Regions from separate parts of the Mus musculus genome. Here region 1 is linked to region 2. The links are chromatin loops, found by intact Hi-C in ENCODE. Cell type or tissue: left cerebral cortex. All regions are shown on one strand. Each heading gives the region's core, and the rest is flanking DNA. Links, peaks and the distances in the headings are about the cores only. Region 1 holds the start of Tmem28 (transmembrane protein 28). Region 2 overlaps Eda (ectodysplasin-A).

The links. Hi-C counts contacts between places; a loop is a spot of excess contacts. Peaks named below come from ENCODE experiments on the same cell type or tissue, not always from the same donor. Only the 100,000 strongest peaks of a DNase experiment are listed, where the experiment ranks them.
Region 1: it touches region 2 in a loop (4-fold over the local background); 7 of 42 quality-filtered maps call a loop at or near these places.

Annotation. Positions count from the first base shown.
Region 1 is chrX:99,814,867-99,823,194 of GRCm38, forward strand. Tmem28 (transmembrane protein 28) reads left to right here and starts at 5,298. Exons shown (of 3, transcript NM_001081283.2): 1 at 5,298-7,060. The coding sequence starts at 6,203. In left cerebral cortex, for the core only: a CTCF peak has its summit at 4,624 (motif pointing right); DNase peaks (open chromatin) are centred at 4,685, 5,287 and 6,194; H3K4me3 peaks cover 3,240 bases; H3K27ac peaks cover 735 bases.
Region 2 is chrX:100,388,028-100,396,355 of GRCm38, forward strand. Eda (ectodysplasin-A) reads left to right here. Exons shown (of 8, transcript NM_001177937.1): 4 at 1,675-1,854; 5 at 3,314-3,348; 6 at 4,306-4,357; 7 at 6,992-7,116. Among named protein-coding and RNA genes, the nearest start is that of Mir676, 11 kb to the left of the region's middle. In left cerebral cortex, for the core only: CTCF peaks have their summits at 4,506 (motif pointing left) and 7,195; DNase peaks (open chromatin) are centred at 4,426, 6,562 and 7,181.

The DNA.
Region 1 (8,328 bases), core at 37-8,036, 570 kb before region 2:
CAGCAATCAAAGCCAAGTAATGGAAGAATTTAGTTATAAGGAAAAGAAAAACAGTCCAGGCAAGCTGTGGATAGTTGAGAATCATGGAGGATGCTACCAGTTTTCAGCTCAATAACGATTTTCCTCTTCTTCCTTACTTACAGAGTACCACCATTGTTCAGAGGAGCAATGTGCTAAGCAAAAGAATACCGGATTTCCCAGCTTCCTTTGCAGGTCAAAATGTCCATGTAACACAGTCAGAGAGGAGTAGGTGGATATTACTGGATACAGAATATCAGTGTGAATATAAAAAGCAAAGGCTCTGTAAACTGATCTTTGCCTTTAGTGTTCTTCCCATTCAGTGTGTTCCTTTCCTCCTTTCTAGAATACAGGCAAGAAGCCTAGAGCTGAAGTAGCTTTCTTGTGATCCTAAAGCACAATGCAAGTGAATGAAAGCCCACAATAAGAATAGTAGAGATGAACGGCCAGGATCTTTCTGTTGGGGTGGATCTTTATAAGTCCAGGCTAGCTTCAACTGCATCATCCTCTGCGCTTATCCACTCAACTTACTGGGGTTTTAAGAATGTGCCCTCACCCTGGAGGGCATTATCCTGAGTGAGGTAACCCAATCACAAAAGAACTCAAATGATATGTACTCACTGATAAGTGGATATTAGCCCAGAAACTTAGAATACCCAAGATATAAGTTACAATTTGCAAAACACATGAAACTCAAGAAGAACGAAGACCAAAGTGTGGACACTTTGCCCCTTCTTAGAATTGGGAACAAAACACCCATGGAAGGAGTTACAGAGACAAAGATTGGAGCTGAGACAAAAGGATAGACCATCTAGAGACTGCCATATCCAGGGATCCATCCTATAATCAGCCTCCAAACGCTGACACCATTGCATACACTAGCAAGATTTTGCTGAAAGGACCCAGATATAGCTGTCTCTTGTGAGACTATGCCAGGGCCTAGCAAACACAGAAGTGGATGCTCACAGTCAGCTATTGGATGGATCACAGGGCTCCCAATGGAGGAGCTAGAGAAAGTACCCAAGGAGCTAAAGGGATCTGCAACCCTATAGGTGGAACAACATTATGAGCTAACCAGTACCCCGGAGCTCTTGACTCCAGCTGCATATGTATCAAAAGATGGCCTATTCGGCCATCACTGGAAAGAGAGGCCCATTGGAATGCAAACTTTATATGCCCCAGTACAGGGGAATGCCAGGGCCAAAAAGTGGGAGTGGGTGGGTAGGGGAGTAGGGGGGAGGGTATGGGGGACTTTTGGGATAGCATTGAAAATGTAAATGAGGAAAGTACCTAATAAAAAATAAAAAAATAAGGAATGTGTATTAAAGATACCACTGAACTGCCACCGTGTCACTAGATCAAGGAAGTTTTGTTAAATGAAGAAAACGAATCTGTTTAAGCTGCAACTGTAGATTTGCTTATTATTTGTGGCCAAAGAAATCTCTAACTGGAACAGAGTAATAACAGAAAAGCTAAAGATCCAAATGAAGGACAACCATGACTCTTTAAATCAAAAGAAAGGACTACTTAGAACTATACATATACAATTGGGCCTGCCAGGAGCCTTCTGCAGTGGGGCTAAGGTTCAGGGTCAGTACTTTCTGTAGATGGTAGGCTTGGGTCTTGCTAGGATATAGGTAGGTATGAAGCTGGGACTTGGGTATAGGATGTGAGTTAGAAGAAGTGGAGGATGAGGCAGAGGGTCAGGAAAGGAGAACAAACTCAGACCAGTAGCAAAGACTGATGCTGTATTCCAAGTAGGGAGTTGGAGAAAGCTGGGTTTACTTTAAGCCTTCTCATCTTAGTGTAGGTGTGGGCTATAGATAGAAGAAAAATTCCTCAGACCTTGGAATAGACAGTGCCCCCAATGGGATACAGTCAGAGCCTGACAACCTTTAACTCAAGGTGTGCTTAAGCCATCTTGTCATTCTTCTTAGATTCACCCTTCCTTGCACACTCTTCCTTCCTGCTTTTGCCGGTGACTTTTAAACACCTGGCTTTAATAGAAGGCCTCCTGTGTATCCACACTGGTATCTTTAAAGAGTTCCCACTTAGTTTTCTTCCTATTGTCAGTATTTTACCATGGAAACCTTCCTTTCCCTTCTCCCTCTACTCCAAGTTGTCTTCTCTCTGGTCTAGTTAGAATGTGTGCTTCCTGGGTAGTGTATGCCCCCTCAGACAAGACTGGCCTTTAGCCCCTTGTCTCTGCTTGGGGTGCAGATGGAAAGCAAGAGTTAGGGAGAAGTTTGGCTGGAGCCTAGCAGTGGTACAGAGGAGTGTGCCGCTCCAGTCCCCCTTTTCACCTTAGCTTCTTTGTTCTAGCAGAGGCCAAGGCTTTCCACACCCCCATTTCACTTCCAGTGTCATCTAGAGTGAGAATGAGGTCCTCCTCTGGTTGCTAGCATGCTACCACTTCTCCTTTGTTTGCGCCAGGTGCTGTGTGGGCAAGTCATTGTGATATTGGACTCCTGTGATAAATGGGCCTCTGTGAGACACATTTCACCTTAAAGAGGGAGTCTTGCCTGAATGACTTCTCACAGAATGCTCCAGAGGTACTCAGAGATGATAGCCTAGGCCAGGCAGGCTGCTCTTTCCAATGGTGAGAAAGGGTATCAATCATTGCGGGCCAGCCAATCAGTTTTTAACCAAGCATACTAGCCTTCTTTGTTAAACACAACTCAGAAATCTTCCAAAGACTAAATAAAGAATGGCTCTTCAAAGACTCCCTAGGTGGCCAGGAGGAGGCCTGTTAGTGTCACTAATGGAGATCTCTAGCTTCACCTTCCTCTCTCACAGAACTGTCTCCACTCCTTACTCTTAAGTCAGTCCTAGATCCTTTCAATTATACCTCTTTCATTTTCCTCCTATATCATTTCTTCTCCCACCTCAGCTGATGCTACCATTGTCCAGTCCTAAACAGTCTCCCAACCCATCTCCCTGCCTCCAGTCTTGGCCCCTCCAATGCAGTCTTCATGCCTTAGCTAAATCAATCCTTTGGAAATACAAACCTGGTCATGGTATCTTTTCTCAAGAATCTTCCAATCTCTTCTATAGATCCAGGGACCCATGATTAGGTCCCTGCCAAATGCTCAGCTTCCATTTTAGCACTGGTTCCACTTTACACCTAGCCACAGCAAACTACATTGTAGGTTTCTAAACAGGCTTTTCCTGTCTTCGATTCTACACCCTTACACATGACTTCCCTTCTCCTGAGACAGCCTTCATACACACTTCCTCTACTTTCTGTTTAGCCAAGACCCACTTATCCCATACCACTTCAACTAACCTCTTTTTACCCCAGGGCACATATTGTACTTGGGTCTCTATCACTGGTACCTAGTATAGTGCATGGAATTTGATGCATTTTCAAGCAGATATTTGCCACCTGACCTGGCTATGGGCAAAATTGTCTCCGAGGAAATTTTCAGAGTCGACCAGTCCATCTCTCTATAGAAGGGAGATCTCTCATCGATACCATTGTTTTGTATTAGGCTATAATCCCTTCCTTCCTGTGACATGTCTGCTTCCCCAATTCAACTGTAAGCACTTCCATAGCAAGGCTATACCTGGACAATTGCAACACCCTATGCTGGTCCAGGGAGTGCTTAAATATAATGAATGACTAGGCCTCTTGAATGTCTCACCATTTCCCCCCTTTTTGCTATAGCTTGCTTTTCCTTGCCTCTAAAGTCTAAAACTATTACACTTACAAACATATATGTCTACTTTCTACCCCTGAAAAATTTTCTCTCCTGTTTCTTTTATCTGGAATGCCCTCACTCACCCACCCAATTCTGCTATTTCTTTAGTAACCAGCTACACCATCCCCCACACTCAGATTTCCAAGCATCCTTTGCAATTTAGCACTGAGTAGTGCTAACAGTCCCTACCCATCTCATTTAGCCCTTGGCATTCCCTCATGCTGTCAAGAAGAAAACATAGAACAGATTCTTTCAGGGCACAAAGCCTGGTCAGTTTAGAAGTGTTACTTGAACCTACATCCTCTACCCATGAATTCCATTAGCCAGTATATAATTCTCATTTCCGTATTCGGAGAACTGTAGTTTCCTTTAAGACAGGCCTGTGTCTTCTACTCCTTCATCTTTCTAAGGCCTTCCTGACACTGTAGAGAGGTCTAGGGTCAGACTCCCTGGGTTTCTGTCAGGATGCACCGGTTATCTGAGACGGTTTAAAGACACTAAATTTCAGCTTCCTCGCATGCAAATGAAGACAACGCTAACATCTATCTCATAAGGTTGATGAGATCAGAAGACTAAAGCAAATTAAAGTGCCAAGTGCAGTATCTAGCAAGTTCTATGTGTGTTCAATAAAGGTTCTTTTTCCATTGTTATGATTAGTAACAAATCCCTGGGAGAGTAGTTTGTTCAAAACTATTACGGAAGAGTTGCAGCGGAAAAAGGGAATGCAAAAAGGAAGTATACCACAGGAGCAATCTGAGATGTTTGTGGAGTCCAAACAAGGTTAGTAGCGCGGCAGGACATTTGTATGTCCGAGTTCCTAGAGCCATGTGACTCTAAGAGCCAGGAGCGCATGGTTCCACCCGGCACAGCTTCCCTAACTCTGGCGCTCAGCTATTCTCAGCAGCCTGTAGGGGGAGCCAGGAAGCTAGGACGGGTTTTGGGGGGAGGCTGCTGGAAATCTTCCTAAGGGCAAAAACGACACCCCACCACTACTACCGGTCTTAGTGCACTGCCTTGCCTCCCTCAGGACGCACTCAGAGCTCAGTCCCCTTCTACAGCTAAACTGGGAGCTGTCCTTCAGCACCAGGGGCAGTCTTGGCCTCAGGCAGGACAGTGAGAGCGTTAGCGGAGTTAGGGACTCTGGACCGGTCCTATCCGCAACCGGCTTTAGTGTCCCCTAGTCCTGAGGACGAGGGCGAGGCTACCCAGAGAGGTAGCAAGAACCTAAGGAGATGCCCCCTGCTTCTTAGAATCACCCTCAGAAGTCCCTTAGCCCTCGGGGGGGAGCGAGGGGCGGTCCTGGGAAGGGAGGCGAGCGGTCGCTTGGTGGGGGAGGGGGAGCGCCAGGCCTGGGACTCTGCGTGTGGCGTGTGCACACGGGGAGCGGTCGGGTGAACGGAGGCGCCGAAGTGAATGGAGTTGGGGGTGGACTGGAAACATCCCCAAACAGCACAGGCTGCGGCCGGCGGGGGCTGGGGTTGGGGAGGGGGGAGTCCTGAGGCGCAGGCGCAGTCGGGGCCCCAGTCCCGCTCCCTCCTCCTCCCGGTGCCTCTTTCTCCGCCCTGCTCCCCCCCAAACACACTCGCACACGGGCTCTCAAGGTGTTCTCCGCACAGCGGAAGATGGCGACAGACTGAGGGGGCATGGCCAGCGGGAGCCACGGGGCCATGCCTTTGGGCGGCCGCCACAGCGGGGCGAAGCAGAGGCGGAAGCGAGAGGCGCACTAAGTAAAGCCGGGCGTCCGCGTCCGGCGTCTGTGGCGCTGCGGGGAGCCAGGTGGCCCGCCCGAGCCGGAACTCCGGGAGCCGCGGGTGCGGAGCCAGAGCGGAGCCGGCCCGGGACCGGCCCCAGCGGACTGCCAGAGCGCGAGGGAAGCCCGAAGGGCCGGCGGCGGACCGGCCGGCCGGCCTAGGAGGGCACGAGCGAGGCGGGGAGCTGCACGGAGCGGGCAGCGGGCAGCGGGCAGACGGGCGGGAGAGGAGCGGCGCGGGCGAGGGGAGCGGAGTGGAGCGCGGCGGGGCCCGCACGGCGGCGCTGAGGGGCGCAGAGCCGCGCCGAGCCGAGACGGACGGCCAGAGCAGAGTGCGAGCCAGGGGGCCGGGGGCGCGGAGTGAAGTGGCGCGGAGCCCGGGGTAGCGGAGGGGCCCGACACCATGAGGAGTGCGGCGCCGCCGCCGCAGCCGCCACCGCCCCAGTGCCCCGCACCGCCCCCCGCCGGGACGCCGGGCTGCGCCTAGCGGGCCGGGCGGCGGCGCCCCGGCTGCCAGCAGGGGAGCGCGGGAGGGGCGCGGGGACGGCCCGAGAGCGCCCCGCCACAACGGCCTGAGCGGGGCCCCGGGCCGGCCGGCCTGCCTAGCCATGCGGCCCCCGAGGTAAAGCCTGGACGGCGCTGAGGAGCGCGGTGCGGTGCGCAGCCCGCCCTCCCGAGACGGCCGTCCGGCCTCGCGCCTGCCTACTCCCTCCAGCCCGGACCCCCCTGAAATATGTTCAGGGGCGCTTGGATGTGGCCCGGGAAAGACGCCGCCGCGCTGACTATCTGCTGCTGCTGCTGCTGCTGGGCTCCCAGGCAGAGCGACAAACCTTGCGCCGATTCGGAGCGGGCGCAGCGATGGCGACTGTCCCTGGCGTCCCTGCTCTTCTTCACCGTGCTGCTCGCTGACCATCTGTGGCTGTGCGCGGGGGCCCGGCCCCGGGCCAGGGAGCTGAGCAGCGCCATGCGGCCGCCCTGGGGGGCCGGCCGCGAGCGGCAGCCGGTACCTCCTCGCGCGGTGCTGCCGCCGCCGCCGCCGTCGCCTGGCGAGCCCAGCGCGTCCTCGGGCACCTGCGGCCCGCGATACAGCAACCTGACCAAAGCCGCCCCTGCAGCCGGCTCCGGGCCGGTCTGCAACGGCGTCCCAGAGCCCACCGGGCTGGACGCAGCTTGCACCAAATTGGAATCTTTGCAGAGACTTTTCGAACCGACCACCCCGGCTCCCCCTCTGCGGCCCCCTGACTCCCCTTCCCGTGCCCCGGAGTTCCCCTCCGCCAAAAAAAACTTGCTCAAAGGCCACTTTCGGAACTTCACTCTCTCCTTTTGCGACACCTACACAGTCTGGGACTTGCTGCTTGGCATGGACCGCCCCGACAGCCTGGACTGCAGTTTGGACACCCTGCTGGGGGATCTACTGGCCGTAGTGGCCAGCCCGGGCTCTGGGACCTGGGAGGCATGTAGCAATTGCATAGAGGCATACCAGCGACTGGATCGACATGCTCAGGAAAAATATGATGAGTTCGACCTCGTGCTGCATAAATACTTACAGGCAGAAGAGTACTCTATCCGGTCCTGCACGAAAGGCTGCAAGGTAGGGATTGGTGACCTACGCCACAATAGCTGCCTGGCCAGAGGTAGTTTCTGTGTCAGTGGGACCAGAAAAAAATAAAGGTCTCCCTCTCCACCCCCCACCCCCCCCTACGGCTCCCACCATTCCCAGTGTAGTACTGTGTCACCCTGTACCCCTCCCTAGAGAGGGAGCTACAGAGATAGATTCAGGTCAACTTCTGTGAGTTTAAGGTTCGAACATTTTAAGGCTGGAGCCTCCTGGTACACTGCTTCCTGTATGAGGGGGAAGTGGGGCCCTTGGCTGGCAAAGTGGTAGCAGGAGAGTCTGTGTTCCCCAGTCTCCTGTTTGGCTCTGAACCCCACTCCTGGACTAGAATTAGCCCTGGGACTGGCTGTGGAAAGATTAGGGGGTGTTCAAAAGACAGGGGGAAGAATATTTGACTGCCTAATCCTCATCCTTTAGTTCCTGCCAATTGATGAAAGGCCAGGCCACGCCTGGTGACAGGGTACACTGACCACACTGTTGACCTTATATGACCTGAGATTGCTGGCCAGATCCTAAGTAGGGGAGTCCAGGGATGCCTGTCTTCTCATAAGGAGGGAACCTGTAGGCTTCAGTCTTCTGAGGAAAGAAGGCTGGGAAAGCAGGGCTTATCAGCTCTTGGAAGGGCCATGGAAGGTTGGTGCATTACAAAACTCGCAGTGCTCCAGGGTGATGATAGGAAAACCTGGCTTTCTGGCTGCTAGGGATGGGCGTCTAGACGAAATTAGAGAGTAGGTAACTGTAAAAGGGACCTTCCTAGGAAAGAATTGAGTGTTGAGAAATTTCTTGACCCTCAGTAGGGTTGCTCTGTATAATAATAGGTAGGTGGGGCTATACACATTTTAGGGCCTGAATCTACTTCCCTGTTTTTCCTGCCTGGCCAGGTGGCCTGCTTTGGGGGCAAAGAAAAAACAGCAAGGTCAAAAGGTCAAGTGACAATGAGACCAGGTAGATGTCACACTTTCTGGAGCTCGGGGCTGTAGGCTAGAGTGAGACAGTTACCTCCTGGTGTAGAACATCTCCCTTCAAGGCCTTGAGAAAGGGTGGCAAGTGCCTCTTTCCAGCAAGCATTGCTCCTGTGGACTTGTGCAAGGTTCTGCTGTTGTCTATGGCCCCGTTGGGAATTTGTGGTGGAGGAGTGGGGAGGAAAGGGGTAGCTCGTCCACCCTGACTTCACTTTCTCCTTCTCCCTTTTCCTATTCTCGTAACCTAGCAGTCTCCTCCCGCCTCACTCAGCCTCAGCTGAC
Region 2 (8,328 bases), core at 229-8,228:
CCATCGGATTTTCAGTAGGCAACTCTGTGGGGCATTTTCTTGACCAGCGATAGGTTTGTGTAGGCCCATTCATGGTGGATAGTGACACCCCCTGGGCAGGTGGTTGTATAAGAAAGCAGGCTGAACAAGCCATGGGGAGCAAGCCAGTGAGAAGTCTTCCTCTGTATTCTCGGCTTCGGTTCCTACGTCCAGGTTCCTGCCTTGCGCTGCTACTTTGTCTTCCCTCAAAGGACTGTGACTCAGTGTATATAAGCAAAAAGGAAACAAAACAAACAAGACCGCACCTTCTTTCCTACGTTGTTTTTGGTCATGATGTTTACTGTAGAAACTCTTAAGACAAAAGGTAAAGAAATTTATATTTGAAATTGAGAAACTGTCTCAGGAGAGAACATTGTAAAAGATTTCCAATCCTGGGACTCCCATTAAAATTCTAAGACAGGAGAACTTAGAGAAAGAAGCCTACCCATGACCACCTATAGTCCTTTGGTTAGTCTGCTCAAAAGAGAACAAGTCTATAGGAGGAACAGTTATGATCCACTTACCATGACTACAGCCTAGAGGAACTGTTAGAAGGACTAGAATATGAAATGGGAGGGCTGAGATTGTTCTGGAAAGACAGTGAGAGAGAAAGGAGGAAAGGTTGGTAGACAGGATAAATAGTAGTGCATTTGAAAATACAGCCTCTAAAGAAAATCTCGGGGAAGGTGGATTGTTTGGCCTGCAATGATAGAAATTGATAGGTAACCTAATATCTTTGAGCATATGAAGTTTTATGTACATGGTGCTAACTAGTCTTCTCTAGCTACTCAAAAAATAGAATAAAATTTCAAACGGCCACAGTTAAATATACCAAAGAACTTCCTAACCGTGAGCAGTGAGGGGTGATCAACTCTGGAACATGTAACCAAGAGAGTTTGCAAAATTTCTGTTCTCAGTGATCTTTAAAAATAGAGTTTAGAGAGGTCAGCTGAGAAAGCAGAGCCTGCCGCCTCTGTCAGGTGTCTCTCTCTGCCTGTGATTCCTTCTTTTCTGTTGTTTCTTGATATCTTCAGTCTCTCACCCTATCTCTCCACCTCCATTTCCAAAACTCCTTCCCACTCCTCTTTTCAGCCAGTGCTGCCCCTATCCATCCCCATGTCCTGCACATCTGACTCCTGACAAATCTTCCTGGAGCTGATGGTGTTCCTGAGATCAGACTTCCACTATCCTTTGGTTAATAGTAGCAAGTCTGTGCAATTGAACAGCTAAATGAAGTCCTGCCAATGATGCCAATGATAGTATTACCAATGATAATCAAATTCTAAAAAGAATCATGAAGTGACCCCTAAGTCTGAGTTTCTAATAGTCCTTTGGACTCAGATCAGAACCTCCTTTTTGAAGTCTTGCCTGACCTGTTTCAGCATTTGGTCTGCCTCATTAATGTGGCACTCTTAATATCTTAGAACATTTTCCCTACTATGCTGGGCTCCTTGAGAACTGTTTATTTCTGTGTCCTCTAATCTATTTGGAAATATGGTGCAGAAAAGGGATTATAAGCATGTCCAGCTCTTCAGCAAAAACTAGATGGCTGACTTGGTGTCATTGAAGTCTCTAGAACTCCCTGAAATTATACTCCTGACTATACAGTCTTGACAGTAACTAACTCCAAATATAACACTGAATCCTGTGTTTTAGGAAAGAAGGCAGGGCCACCTGGGCCCAACGGCCCCCCAGGACCTCCAGGACCTCCGGGACCCCAGGGACCTCCAGGGATTCCAGGAATTCCTGGGATTCCAGGAACAACTGTTATGGGACCACCTGGCCCACCTGGCCCTCCTGGTCCTCAAGGACCCCCTGGCCTCCAAGGACCTTCTGGTGAGTTCTTCTGTCTCCCACCCCTTAGAAAACTTTTCATTGCTTTTGTAGAGTAGAAACAGATAATCTTCAGAGAATTTTCAAACAGTGGCAATGTGCAGTAAGAAATCCCTAGTCTAGTGTAGAGGTGGAAAGTGAACAAGCTCTGATAGTGTCTGGCCTGCTCTAAGTCTTGTTGAGTTCAAGCTGCGCCAGACAGGCCATCTGTTCTTGCCCCATGCCAATCCTTCCATCCCATTCCATCTTTGGCTCTAGTCCTTCATATAGTGAGCCAATAAGCTCATATGAGCCAAAAACAGAGGTATGAGAAAGAGGTCCCAGCCATTCACTGGAGTTCCTGTAGATATAGATTTGGCTTACTCTGATTTCCAGCATAGAGTACCACATGACATTTGCATGGAAATAGTTTGTGGGAGGAATGTTGGGGACTGGACAAAATGACAACCCTATTATAATGTCTTTCCATGTACTTTGAGACTCCTTGCCTAGTGGTGTAGAAATAGCCCCTTCTAGTCGAGTGGTTAGAAATGTATGAATCACTCAAGCTGTGTCTAACAAAACCAGACACCAAGACCACCCTGTCCCTAAGCCAAATGTGTCTCACACTAGACCCTTAAATAACCATGCTGCTCGTTTAAATGCCATTCCATCCCTTTGCCTTTTTCTCCTAGCGCCCAGTGGGGCATGCAACAGGTATAGCTGCAGATCCAATCCTACCTAATTAGAGTTGACAGGAGGAAGACGGCCTGAACTCATGCTACTTGTTACATTTTTCTCCTGCTCCCCTCCTCTATCTTGAGGTTTTCTTAAACTTAATTTCCCCAGGTCTAAGAATTCAGCAGCAGGATTCAGATTCTTTCACTTGTAATTCAAACAGGCTCAGCAGTGTTACCATGGCCACAAGAGATAAAAGTTTTTTTTTAAACCCAATCATTCCACAAATATTAATTGAACAATTTCTGTGTACAAAGAGATACATTGCTAAGTGGTCCCTGTTCTCATAGAGTTTATTTCCTAGAGTCAAAGAGACACACTTAAAGAAACAAGATCTTTATAAATGACAGTGGCTCTTGTGAAATCAGTAAGAAGAGAACAAAGAGCTAGAAAAGCAAGTGCCATTGTTTTAAGGACATACAATGACACACATAGCCTCTCTTTCCTCTCTGTGGGTGCTCAATGGGGCTTGCCTTGAGCCAATATTGGCCAGAGGCCAACTTCCCTGCTGGGATCTAGACCCTCTGAAGAAGATGGTCGGTAGGGACAGGAATGGGAAGGAGGGGATACTCTCTCCCATCAACAGCCCCATGTTGTACTATGACTCCCTCCAGCTGTAAGGCCTGGAGAAGGAAATTCCTACAGGGCTGGCTGTGGAATCCAGGCTCTGGAGCCCTGGCTGCTGAAATGGGAAAGGGAAGTAGAAAAGAGCACAGCACTCTGACTGCCCCATCCTATTTTGCAGGTGCTGCTGATAAAACTGGAACTCGGGAAAATCAGGTTGGCTGGGGATTACTGTCTTCCTGGGGAGGAGGGATGGCCTCAGGCTTGGGGTCACCTTGAAGTCCTTTGCCTATGAGATTCCCAGAGGCTTTATTTGATGTCGTACTGGAGGGTCTGAGGTTTTCACGGGCAGCCGTTGCCGATACCTATGAATTGGAAAGGTTCGCCCTAAGGATGTGCTTTTAGCTAAAGGAACACAAGTCTTGCCTGGACCATTTTACTCATTTCGTGAGTGACAGAGGGTCATGGCAGCCAGATCCAATAGTCCATAGAAATAACCTGCCTGTCAGGCATATGTGTGTGTGTGTGTGTGTGTGTGTGTGTGTGTGTGTGTGTGTGTGTGTGCATGTGTATATATACCTAGGCCTCTGACTTCCAAGCCACCTCAGATGCCTGAAGCTGCCTAGAATCTGAAGCTGAGAGTTTGTGTGTCCATGAAAAGCAGCCAACTAGCTGTAGGCTGAGGCCAGCCTGGGCTTCCCCCTTAATGGCCTTATAGGTTCCTTCCTAGTCCTTGAGTTTTCCAATCTGTGTCTTTTGGCAGGTTCTACTGCCTAGCCTCCTTACCTTGCTCCTCCCAGCAACTAGCCTCACTACAGTTATTTGGTCACAATGATAAATCTACAGAGTTGCACAGGCCTTACGTTTTTGTAGGCAATTTTATATTCACTGCCTTATTAGATCTCACACTGTGAGAGTGACCAGCAGAGAGTCCTATAGTTCCCGCTTTACAGTTGGGGGAGGTAAAGCTCAGCAGCCTCCCACTTGGCTGAGGTCGGAGTGAAGACGTAGAGCTCTTACTATGTTTTAGGAGAAATAGAGCTAGGGATAGCTCAAGACAGAGGGAGGGGGCCAGAAATGGGCTACAAAGTCTAGAAGCCAGAGGTAAAAACACAGGACTGCATGACACGGCAAGCAGTCATTATAGTGACTCTCTTCTTCTCATCTTCTCAGCCAGCTGTGGTGCATCTGCAGGGCCAAGGGTCAGCAATTCAAGTCAAAAATGGTAAGAATCAAAGTAGAATGTCTCCCTCCTAGGAGTTTCTCCCTTCCCTCATTCCCAGCCTCCAAATAATCAGCCAGCCTAACTCCTCCCTAGTCCCTGAATATCCTTGGCATAGAAGGGCATTTCCTACTCCGTCGTGCCCTCTACTGGTTGTCCGAAGTAACTGCTTGCACCAAGACCAGATGCTACACCCAAATTGCGTTTAATTTTGCTTTTTGCAGTATAAGAGGGCAAACCCGGGGCCTCGTGAATGCTAACCAAACATACTACCTTTGAACTACATCCTCAGCCCCTAAATTACATTTTGAATCCACTAATGCGGGATCTGAAAAGGACTTGGGAAACCATCTACCTAGACTGCTTTGATGTTTATATCAGCCACCATGGAAATATGTGTAATTTGATAAGCACTTTCACAGTGGAAACTAAGGAAGTTAGAACTATATTAAATAAATTATCTTGTCTGATTGCTCTATACAGAAAATGGCTGGAGAGAGTGCTTCTCCCAGAGAGGGGACATGTTAGTGTCTAGGAAGTAAGAGACACTAATGTCTATCAAAAGCAAAAGCATGTTAACGGGGCTTAGAAATGCTGATTTTATGTTATACCCTCATTTATGAGATGGGGGGACAGAGTTCCAAAGAGACTAGAAATACCAAAGAAAACCATACTGTAGCCTTGTGTTTGCGTGGTGCTTTAGAATTCCCAAATGGTTTCTCTTTTTATTTAACCTTCACAACCACTCTATGAGGTAGGTGTTGCAATGCTCCTTTGTTTTGTTTTGTTTTGTTTTTTTTAACAGCAACAGAAACTAAAGCTCAGAGAACTTAATTTAAGTAGCCCAAGATTTTGTAGTGAAGTTAGGAGCTGAGATTCAAAACCATATCTTCCTAGCTCTCAGCGCTGTGCTATGCTGCTCCAGTGATGTGTGTGTACACTCCACTGAATGATTTGGTTCATTTTCTTCCCCCAAAGAGACATGAACATTCATTAAAGAACAGCGCTTTTAAATAATGTCCAGTCTCCAGGGTGCCCAAAGCCTAAAATGCATGAACCCCCAGGAGTCTTGGAAAGCAGCAAGCCAGCTAACATAGCAGCTACTTACAGAGCTTGGAGTGGAAGGGAGGGGCTGTGAGCAGACACTGTAAAGGAAGGTTACAAAACCTCTACTTGGGGACAGCTTCTAAGAGCACAGTCAGTCCTGAAGTGCCTGTGCTGAGTTCCTCTCACCATTGGGCTTAGCTACTCCCTTGACTGTCACTTGAATACCCAGCCTAATAGCCTCGCAAGTACAAGTCGGAGTAGAGGAAGAGGAAAACACTAGCAGCCCTGTGGGAGGCCAAGCACTGTAGGACCCAGGGTCTTAGGTGGGCGATCGTCACCATCCTTCCTGGAGGAATGTGGTCAGACAGAAAATAGATTTGTTTGGGTATCTAAGTGGTGGCCTTAGAGGTCATTCTATAGCAGAAGCTGTTCAAATTGCCCCCACTACCATAAAAGAGCAAGATAATTTCCAGTCCCTGCAGGCAAATTCCCAGTAGTAGTATCTGCTGACAGGCAGACAAGAGGAGCAAGGCCACAGTGAGAGGACACTAGGCAGAGCAGTCCACTGAAGTACTGGAGCCAGGACTTAGATGGCTTTCTTTTCTCCATGCATCAGAGAGGCAGACCTTCTGAGACTGACCAAGAATGGATGCTTACAACATAATGTTTTTGTGTGAAGAACAAATGGCTGAGAGAAAATGCCTCTGTGAACTTAGTTTGCCTCTTCTTATTGTAGGAAGGAGCAACTTTCTATCTGCAGGATGAGAGGAGAAATATACCTCCATCCTCTCATGCTTCTGTCCCCAGCGTCCCCAGCTGAATTAAGGATATAAAACAAAGGCTTTGCCAAGGCTGCCTCAACTCCTAGGCAATTCAGTCTCCTGAAACCTGGCAGGCTCTCCCCCAGCATTGTAAAGCTCACCCTCTCTGGGGCCTGGTTACCGGAGGTCACTATCCCCAGCTGCCATGGGGTCTGAGTGCCAGGGGAGCCTGATACTGAATTATCACCAACTAGTTCTCTAGACAGATGGATTGTTTGATTAAGTGGTTTCCTGGGGCCCTCGGAGGCTTCCCAGAAAGGAGTGGGTGTGGAGGAGCCATAAAGAAGAATCTATTAAGAAGAGACAAAAGCACAGGAACCTCTGAGACAAGAGAGGAATTCGGGTGATATTGCTAGCAAAGTGAAATTGAATACAAAGACTTAGCCTGCCACTCAGTGTCTGGACTTTGTCTGTGCAGTCACCATAACAACAAAGAAAATATGGTTCTGTGCCTACTCTCCTCTTTCACCATCGCCACCTCAGATTCCAACTAGAAGGTAAAGAGCTTTATTGATGGAACGGTCAAGAATGCAAGGACAAAGACTGATACGTAGGTCCATAGGTCCCCAGGCCAGCCTAGAAGCCACTTTACAAACAGTACACCTTTCCTGCTTCCAAATGTTCTTTTAAAATCTTGGCCCTTGAAACTTTTGTGGTCATTGGTATTAGATAGGGTTGATGGGGAGGGGGGTGGTTACTGTTGGTATTTATTTCTGTTGCCCGAATTATTTTGACATGTACTGAGTGACTGCCCTTCTCTCATACTGAGATCTTTCAGGTGGAGTGCTCAATGACTGGTCTCGCATCACTATGAACCCTAAGGTGTTTAAACTACATCCCCGCAGCGGGGAGCTGGAGGTACTGGTGGACGGCACCTACTTCATCTATAGTCAGGTAGAAGTGAGTACGGTCTTAGGCCTAACTCTTCTTATATCCAGGGTGCAGATATGGTGCAGGCCACCTAGGGGCACTGTGGAGCAAGCCAAAACCATCCAATGGCTAACTTCTCGCAGTGCTGGGGAAAGGCGTGGCCGATTTCACACTGGGAGGGAGTTGAAGGGAGGGAAGACCAATAAACCCATTTCATTTTTCCCCTAGAAAACTATCACTGAAAAACTGTAAAGAGGCCTCTCCAACACCCTGCTGTCTGATCCCCTCTTGCAGGACCCAAGGCCCTCATTTCCCCTCTGAGTTGTTTGGTTCCACAGACGAACCTGACCTTGCTCTAAGTTTTTAAGACTAAGTTCCAGAGCTGCAGAGACCCCTCCCCACAATACTGCTAGCTTGGGCATGATAATGAACAGTGCTCCTGTGAACCTTCTCTCTACCTCAAGAAGATTTCTGACTGTCTTTCCTTCCTCTTTCTCCCATTTGTTTCTGTCTGTTTCTGTTGTTGTCACCTCCTTCTTACTGTCATTCTCCCAGACCTTGCTCCCCTCCACTTTTGTCCTTCTCCTGTCCTGGGCCCATTCCCCACAGGTCTGCCAGTGGCCATTCATTTCCATCCCTCATTGCGTGCCTCCATCGGGGCTCTCCTCAGAGCTACAAGTACATAGGCCTTGAGGTCAGGGTTACCAGGAGGTAGGCAGCAAAAGGAGATGAACAGAAGGACTATGCAACTGTCAAACAGCTCTCAAGAAAAAAAAAATGAATAGAGAAGTTGGGTTAACCAGCACTAATCTGGCACACAGAGTATCCGTTCATTGCTTGGTCCTGACCCAGGAGATGATGTGCCATTTAAATATGTTACTTCCAATCAAAGAGCCTGTGGAGTCACTTTTATGAAGTGATTTAAGGTATCAAATGAAGGACAGTCCCCATTCCTATGGGGCACTGTGGGCATAACCCCAATATCCTGTAGACTAAATTCCATTTAGTAGTGGTGAAAAATTGGAGCTGAGGGTGGGATGTGCTGGCGAAAGGTAATGAAGGATGAAGATTAAATGTCTGGACTCAGGAGAGGATTAGGAGTGAAGTCCATGTGAGCTAAGAAAGTCTCTATGAGGCCAGGCCATAGGCTATACTTCCTCCTGGCCACAGAATGAAGTTAGGTGCCTAGGATTTGCATCCAGTGTCTCACTATATAGGCCAGCTCCCCATCTCTCA